Linked DNA regions of Homo sapiens: region 2 is linked to region 1. A link is an interaction called in ENCODE POLR2A ChIA-PET data of the cell type or tissue named here. Cell type or tissue: A673. All regions are shown on one strand. Each heading gives the region's core, and the rest is flanking DNA. Links, peaks and the distances in the headings are about the cores only. Region 1 overlaps CCDC124 (coiled-coil domain containing 124). Region 2 overlaps FCHO1 (FCH and mu domain containing endocytic adaptor 1).

Region 1 (4,386 bases), core at 82-4,081:
AAAGTGTTGGGATTACAGGTGTGAGCCACCATGCCCGGCCCCTTTGGTAAAGTTTTATGGGCATGCAGCCACACCTATTTGCTAACCTACTGTCAGTGGTGGCCTTCATGCTCAATGATAGGGTCTAGTGGCTTCCTGTCTGGCCCTAAGTGAAGTCTAAGCTATTCACCACCTGGCCCCAATTGCCTGTCCAACCCCCTCCATACCTTGTCCCGGATGCATGCAATACAGGTGTGCTCAGAGGTACATGCTTTCTGACCCACACTCCTAGGACAGGCATGCTTTGCTGTCCCTTAATCAAATCTCTTAACAGGCCAGAGGCGGTGGCTCACGCATGTAATTCCAGCACTTTGGGAGGCCGAGGTGGGCGGATCACTTGAGGTAAGGAGTTGGAGACCAGCCTGGCCAACATGGTGAAACCCCATCTCTACTAAAAATACAAAAATTATCCAGGCATGGTGCCATGCCTGTAATCCCAGCTACTTGGGAGGCTGAAGCAAAAGAATCGCTTGGACCTAGGAGGCGGAGGTTGCAGTGAACTGAGATCACGCCACTGTACTCCAGCCTGGGCAACAGAGACTGTCTAAAAAAAAAAAAAAAAAGGCCAGGTGCGGTGGCTCACACCTGTAATCCCAGCACTTTGGGAGGCCGAGGTGGAAGGATCACTTGGGGCCAGGAGTTTTAGACCAGCCTGACCAACATGGTGAAACCCCATCTCTACTAAAAATGCAAAAATTAGCCTGGCATGGTGGCGCACACCTGTAATCCCAGCTACTCGGGAGGCTGAGGCAGGAGAGTTGTTTGAACTTGGGAGGCAGAGGTTGCAGTGAGCCGAGGTCGCGCCACTGCACTCCAGCCTGTGCGACAGAGTGAAACTCTGCCTCAAAAAAAAAAAGCCTCTTAACAAAGGAGAAGGTGCCAGTCTGGCTCCAGCTCTTCCTCATAGCCACGTGATCTGGGCTTTCTGCCTTCTCTGCCTCAATTTCCTCATCCAGAGGATGGGGCCAACCCCAGTGGCCAAGACGCAGGCCACAGGGAGGATTAAGCCAATGATCTTGACACTATGGGCGGAAAGGTCTCTGGATTCTGTCTGGATACTGGATCTTTTTGTTTTATTTTATTATTTTTTTGAGATGGACTCTTGCTTTGTCACCCAGACTGGAGTGCAGTGGCGCGATCCCGGCTCACTGCAACCTCCACCTCCCAGGTACAAGTGATTCTTGTGCCTCAGCCTCCTGAGTTGCTGGGACTACAGGTGCGCGCCACCACGCCCAGCTAATTTTTTTATTTTTAGCAGAGATGGGGTTTCACCATGTTGGCCAGGATGGTCTCGAACTCCTGACCTCAGGTGATCCGCCTGCCTCGGCCTCCCAAAGTCCTGGGATGACAGGCGTGAGCCACCGCACCCGGATGGATACTGCATCTTTGACAGACATTGTTTTTCCTTTTGAGTTTTCAACTTTCCTATAGTGTCAAAATTTTGATGATCCCCCAACCCCCAAACTATAAATATCTCCATGGACCCAGTGCAGCAGGGTGGGTAGGGGTGGGGCTGGAAGAAAGCCAGGGACATTGAATGTGTGCTAAAAACAAGGCAGGATCTACCCCTTCACAGAAAGACAATGGGAGGCCAGGTGCAGTGGCTCATGCCTGTAATCCCAGCACTTTGGGAGGCTGAGGTGGGAGGACTGTTTGAGCCCAGGAGTTTGAGACCAACTTGGGCAACACAGTGAGATGACCCCCACCCCCTACACAAAATACAAACAATAGCTGGGCGTGGTGGTGCACGCCTATAGTCCCAGCTACTTGGGAGGCTGAGGCAGGAGGCTTGCTTGAGTTCGGGAAGTCAAGACTGCATTGAGCTGTGATCCTGCCACTGTACTCCAGTCTGGGTGACAGAGCAAGACCGTCTTTAAAAAAACAAAAAAAAGATGACGGGTAAAACAGGTGGGAATGTCCAGATTCCCCCCAAGAACTGGGCATGTTGTCAGGATAGCAGCCCCTAAGCTGGGGGGTTGCCTAGAGGGCCAGTGTCTCAGCTACCCAGGGTGTGGAAACCAGGAGCTGTGGCTAGCATGGGTCACTGGCGCCACCTACTGGGCCAAGCAGGTCAGCATCAGCCCTAAACCACAACCCAGACACCAATGAAGCATGGTGCTTGGCCCTGGGCTTTTTGATTCATCTTGAGTCACAGTCTCATTCTGTTGCCCAGGCTGGAGTACAGTAGCACGATTATAGCTTACTGCAGCCCTGAACTCCCAGGCTCAAGTGATCCTCTCACCTCAGCCTCCCAAGTAGCTGGGACCACAGGCACACACTACCATGCATGGCTAATTTGTACATGTTTTGTGGAGATGGGGTCTTGCTATGTTGCCCAGGCTGGCCTGGAGCTCCTGGCCTCAAGCAATCCTCTCACCTCAGCCTCCCAAAGTACTGAGATTACAGGCATGAGCTACCACGCCAAACGACGGCTTTTAAAAAATAAACACCTGGGCCGGGCACATTGGCTCAGGACTGTGATCTCAGCATTTTGGGAGGCCAAGGCAGGCGGATCACCTGAGGTTGGGAGTTCGAGACCAGCCTGACCAACCTGGAGAAACCCCATCTCTACTAAAAATGCAAAATTAGCTGGGCATGGTGGCACATGCCCGTAATTCCAGCTACTCAGGAGGCTGAGGCAGGAGAATCACTTGAACCCAGGAGGCAAAGGTTGCGGTGAACTGAGATCGCGCCATTGCACTCCAGCCTGGGCAACAGAGGGAGACTCTGTCTCAACAACAACAACAAAAATAAAATAAACACCTAGAAGAACCTGTGGACCTGGGTCAACAGGTTGGAAATGGGGGCCTGATCACAGCGTTTCTCAGCCTCAGCACTGCTGACATCTGGGGCTGGCTCATTCTTTGCTGTGGGGGCGTCCTGTGCATTCTAGAGTGTCAGCATCTCTGGTCTCCACCTTCTATATGCCAGCAACACCCCCTCTCCCCGAGTTATGACAACCAAACACATCTCCAGGTGTTGCCAAGCGTCCTCAGGGGCAGAGTAGCTCCACGGTGAGAATGACCATCTAGCCCAACCCTGACATTACTCAAAGGAGAGAAACATCCACAGAGAGCAATGACAGCCTCACTGTCCACAGACAAGCAAGACTGTGCCACCCCAGGGCCTTTCCACACACCATTTCCTCTGCCTCCCTCCCCTCTGCCATCTCCAGTGCCTCCTGGCATTTTGCTTTTTGTTTTCCGAGACAGTGTCTCACTCTGTTGCCCAGGTTGGAGTGCAACGGCACAATCTCAGCTCATTGCAACCTCCGCCTCCTGGGTTCAAGCAATTCTCCTGCCTCAGCCTCCCGAGTAGCTGGGATTACAGGAGCCTGCCACCATGCCTGGCTAATTTTTGTATTTTGAGTAGAGTCAGGGTTTCACCATTTTGGCCAGGCTGGTCTTGAGCTCCTGACCTCAGGTGATATGCCTACCTCGGCCTCCCAAAGTGCTGGGATTACAGGTATGAGGCACTCTGCCCAGCCTCTTTTTTTTTTTTTTTTTTTTTTGAGATGGAATCTCGCTCTGTTGCCCATGCTGGAGTGCAGCGGGGAGACCTCGGCTCACTGCAACCTGCGCCTCCCAGTTGAAGCAATTCTGCTTCAGCCTCCAGAGTAGCTGGGACTGTAAGTGTGCGCCACCACGCAGTTAATTTTTGTATTTTTAGTAGAGACAGGGTTTCATCATGTTGGCCAGGCTGATCTTGAACTCCTGACCCCAGGTGATCTGCCTGCCTCGGCCTCCCAAAGTACTGGGATGACAGGCGTGAGCGACAGCGCCTGGTCCCTCCTGGCCTTTCAGACCAAAGCTCAGAGGGCCCTCTCGCTATTCACCCACATTGACATAATGACCACTGGCCTTGGCCACAAGGCATGCGGGCCGCGGGGACTCGGAGTGCACGCACCTTGCGCTGCTCCTTCCTCATGACGTGTTTGTCGTCGTCCTTCCAGTAGGCATCCTCCAGCTCCTTCTGCTTCTTGGCATCAGCGGCCGCCTTGGCCTCTGCCCTACGTGCCCGGGCCGCTGCCGACTTGGTGTTCTCACCCTGGAACTTCTTGGGCATCCCTCAGCAGGCTGCGGGAAGAGGATGGGGATGGGGGAGCAGGGGCCGGAGGGGACATCGGCACTCAGCACCCCCAGAATCACACTTGGGCAGCCATGACCCTCTTGGGGCCTCTGTGGCCTTCTCTGTATAAAACAAGGGCTTTGGACTTAGCGCTCTCCTTGTAAAAGTTTATTAAGGCAAAATTCACATCATGACACCAAATGAGCTCATTTAGGCCAGGTCTGGTGGCTCACACCCGTAATCCCAGCACTTTGGGAGGCCGAGGCGGGCGGATCACTT
Region 2 (4,386 bases), core at 211-4,210, 180 kb after region 1:
AGAATGAGGTAAAGATGGAGAAACTGCCCGGGCGCAGTGGTTCACGCCTGTAATCCCAGCACTCTGGGAGGCCGAGGCGGACGGATCACCTGAGGTTAGGAGTTCAAGACCAGCCTGGCCAACTTGGTGAAACCCTGTCTCTACTAAAAATACAAAAATTAGCCAGGTGTGGTGGTGCATGCCTGTAATTCCCAGCTACTGGGGAAGTTGAGGCATGAAAATCGCTTGAACCTAGGAGGTGGAGGTTGCGGTGAGCTGAGATCGTGCCACTGCACTCCAGCTTGGGTGACAAAGCAAGACTCCATCGCAAAAAAAAAAAAAGATGAAGAAGCTTTCAGACACCCTTGAGAGAGGCACTGCTCCTCTGGGCCTCAGTTTCCCCATCTCAAACACCTTAGCAGTGGCTTTCCATAATGGGGGGATGACACAACACTCTGAGGGATGTTTTGAAAATTCATAGAAGATTTTTTCTTACGTAATATATTTTATTAACAACAGTAGTAGGCTGGGCATGGTGACTCATGCCTGTAATCCCAGCACTTTGGGAGGCCGAGGCAGGAGGATCACTGGAACCCAGGGGTTCGAGACCACCCTGGGCAATATAATGAGACTCCTTCTCTACAAAAAAAATTTTTTTTAACTTAGATAGGTGTGGTGGTGCATGCCTGTAGTCCCAGCTACTCAGGATCCTGAGGTGGGAGGATCGCTTGGGCCCGGTAGGTCGAGGCTGCAGTGAGCTATGATCAGATCACCCTGGGCAACAAAGTGAGACTCTGTCTCCAAAAAGAAAAAAAAAAAAAAAGGCAGAGTGCAGTGGCTTACATCTGTAATTCCACCACTTTTGGAGGCTGAGGCGGGCGGATCGCCTGAGGTCAGGAGTTTGAGACCCGCCTGGCCAACATAGTGAAACCTCGTCTCTACTAAAAATAAAAAAATTAGCCAGACGTGGTGGCAGGCACCTGTAGTCTCAGCTACTTGGGAGGCTGAGGCAGGAGAATTGCTGGAACCCGGGAGGCAGAGGTTACAGTGAGCCGAGACTGCACCATTGCACTCTAGCCTGGGCAACAAGAGCAAAACTCTGTTTAAAAAAAAAAAAAAAAAAAAAAGCCAGATGTGGTGGTACATGCCTATAGTCCCAGCTACTCGGGAGCTGAGGTAGGAGGATCTCTTGAACTCAGGAGTTCGAGGCTGCAGTGAGCTATGATTGGGTCACTGCACTCTAGCCTGGGCAACAAAGCAAGATCTTGTCTCCAAAAAAAAAAATTCCAACCTTGAGTAGGTTATATCATCCTCTTTTGAGGAGGGGAGCTTTCGAAATCAGGTGATTGTTGTTTAAAAGGAGATATGGGCCTGACCGGGTTGAGAATCGGTCATTTCCAGGATTTTCGAGCCCCTCTGGTTCCTGGAATCCCCAGGGTTCTAGCCCCTGACCATGCAGGGCGTAGCCATTAGGTGGGCGTGACTACAGGATGGTGGGCGTGGCCTCTGGTGGATGGGGCTTGGGGACCTCACCTCTCCCGGATGAAGTCCGCCAGCTCCTTGGTGGAGATGGGCCCCTGCTTCACGCTGTGGTACAGGACCTCAAAGCCATGATTTTTCTCGCCCTGCAGGGGATGGGAATAGAGATTGAGAAAGGATGGAGAGAACATCATAGTTGCTTAGCAACGGGGGCGTGGCCAAGGAGCAGAAGTCCATCCCCTTGGCTGTAGGGACTTGTTCGGGCCTGAGCGAATCAGCTTGCTGCATTTCCCCTGGGCCATAGGGATTGTCTATGGACCTTAAATTTGTCCAATCAGAGAGAAGCCTGGGATTTTCTTTTTGTCCTATAGTTGCTGGGGAGGAATCTCATTTGTTCTGTGTCTTTGTCTCCTTCTGTCTTTGTGTCTCTGTCTTTCTCTCCGTTTTTCTGAGTCTCTCTGCCGTTTCTGTCTCAGTCTCCTCCCCTTTTCTCTTTGTGTCTTTCCATAAATGAGGAATTATGTGGCCACAGGGGATACTGGAAGTCAAATGGAAACCGTGAACCTTAGAAAGAAGCTGAACCAGAGGGCTTTTATATTTAAAAAAAAAAAAAAGTGTGTTGAGCTGGGCACGGTGGCTCACGCCCGTAATCCCAACACTTTGAGAAGCCAAGGTGGGTGGTTCACTTGAGGTCAGGAGTTCGAGACCAGCCTGGCCAACATGGCAAAACTCCGTCTCTACTAAAAATACAAAAATTAGCCAGGCGTGGTGGCGCGTGCCTGTAATCCCAGCTACTTGGGAGACTGAGGCAGGAGGATTGCTTGAGCCCAGGAGGCAGAGGTTGCAGTGAGCTGAGATCCTACCACTGCACTCCAGCCTGGGTATCAGAGCAAGACTGTCTCAAAATAAATGAATGAATGAATGAATGAATGAATGAAATAAAAATAAAAATAAATTGGAGTGGGTCACGCCTGTAATCCTAGCACCTTGGGAGGCTGAGGCGGGCGGACCATGAGGTCAGGAGTTTGGGATCAGCCTGGCCAGCATGGAGAAACCCTGTCTCTACTAAAAATACAAAAATTAGCCAGGCATGGTGGCGCACCCCTGTAATCCCAGCTACTTGGGAGGCCGAGGCAGGAGAATTGCTTGAACGTGGGAGGCAGAGGTTGCAGTGAGCCGAGATCACGCCATTGCACTCCAGCTCTGGGCAACAGAGGAAGACTCCGTCTCAGGGCGGGGGGGAAGTGTGTGTGTATATATATATATATATATATGTATATACATGAAAAGAAGTCAAATTGTCTCTCTTTGCAACATGAACTTATGTATAGGAAGGCCTAAACACACCACCAAAAAACTCCTAGAACTGATAAACAAATTCAGTTAAATTGCAAAATACAAATATCAACATGAAAATCAGTAGCGTTTCTATACACCATTAATAAAATATAGCTGAAAAGAAATCAAGAAAGTGATCCCATTTATACTAGCTACAAAAAAAAAAAAGTGTGTTAAATTGAGTTGCTGGATCAAACCAACCCTGAAAGCCACATTCCCCCATAATCATTTGATCTTATAAGCCAATACAGTCCCCGTTGCTTAAGTCACTGTAGTTGTGTTTTCTGTTCTTGTCAACATGGAAATTCCGCCTATGAGAACCCAAATTAGGGTCCAGGTTTGAGTTCTCTCCCAGGACCCACCAAAGCCCAGCACAGAATGAGAGACAGAAAGGGCATTTGAGTTCGTTGAATAAATAAACAAATGATTCTGCTGTTACCTGTTAGTGCCACTGGGAACTGAGTATTTCTACCCTGGTGCCTGCGAATGCCTTCACAAAATCTCTTTACTCCAATTTCTGGGGTTGTCATGGTGGGGGAGGCCAGGGCTGCACTGTGTGACCCAGGCAAGTCACTGCCCCCTCTGAGCTTTTAGGAGCTCCTCATTAAGATGGGGCAGGGAGGTTAGGCGCGGTGGCTCACCCCTGTAATCCCAGCACTTTGGGAGGCTGAGGCAGGCAGATCACTTGAGGTCTTGAGTTCGAGACCAGCCTGGCCAAAATGGTGAAACCCCGTGTTTACTAAAAATGCAAAATTAGCCAAGCATGGTGGCAGGTGCCTGTAATCCCAGCTACTCAGGAAGCTGAGGCAGGAGAATCACTTGAACCCGGGAGGCGGAGGTTACAATGAGCCAAAATCATGTCACTACACTACAGCCTGGGAGACATCTGCCTCTTACATGGAGATGATACAAGCAGCAAGATAATCCATGTCAATGCTCCCCAAAGCCCCAAAGGCCACTCTAGTTTTTGCTAATTCGTAACATTAGTTATTAATAGTTAGCATTTGTTTTAAATTTGCTTATGCTTCTTCCCCAAAGACATTTATGTTAAAGGGCAACTTTTTCTGCCACTCTCAATGGAAAATTGGGACCCTCTGCCGCATGAAAGGAGTAGGAAAAAATGAGGCAACAACTATATCTTAACGCCGGCCAGATTCTGTCACCTGGGAAGGGCATCATGCCTGAACACTACTAAGCTGTCCATTAAAAATGGTAATCAGGCCGGGCGCGGTGCCTCACACCTGTAGTCCCAGCACTTTGGGAAGCCGAGGCAGGCAGATTATCTGAGGTCAGGAGTTCGAGACCAGACTGGCCAACATGGTGAAACCCCGTCTCTACTAAAAATACAAAAATTAGCCAGGCGTGGTGGCACATGCCTATAACCCCAGCTATTCGGAGGCTGAGGCAGGAGAATCGCTTGAACCCGGGAGGCAGAGGTTGTAGTGAGCTGAGATCGTGCCATTGCACTCCAGCCTGGGTGACATAGCAAGACTCTGTCCCCCAATGCAAAAAAAAAAAAAAAGATGGCAAAACAGGAGACACAACATATTTCAGGATGAGGCAGGAATGCCTCAAATCATGGCTAATATT

Evidence for each region. Peaks named below come from ENCODE experiments on the same cell type or tissue, not always from the same donor. Only the 100,000 strongest peaks of a DNase experiment are listed, where the experiment ranks them.
Region 2: POLR2A ChIA-PET joins it to region 1 with 6 read pairs; 7 of 35 experiments call an interaction of 5 or more read pairs at or near these places.

The regions. Positions count from the first base shown.
Region 1 is chr19:17,936,139-17,940,524 of GRCh38, reverse strand. CCDC124 (coiled-coil domain containing 124) reads right to left here. Exons shown (of 5, transcript NM_001136203.2): 2 at 3,946-4,115. The coding sequence starts at 4,104. Among named protein-coding and RNA genes, the nearest start is that of CCDC124, 5.3 kb to the right of the region's middle. In A673, for the core only: a CTCF peak has its summit at 2,099 (motif pointing left); a DNase peak (open chromatin) is centred at 2,084.
Region 2 is chr19:17,759,980-17,764,365 of GRCh38, reverse strand. FCHO1 (FCH and mu domain containing endocytic adaptor 1) reads right to left here. Exons shown (of 29, transcript NM_015122.3): 5 at 1,513-1,604. Among named protein-coding and RNA genes, the nearest start is that of FCHO1, 11 kb to the right of the region's middle. In A673, for the core only: no CTCF peak of the experiment used is centred there; a DNase peak (open chromatin) is centred at 1,715.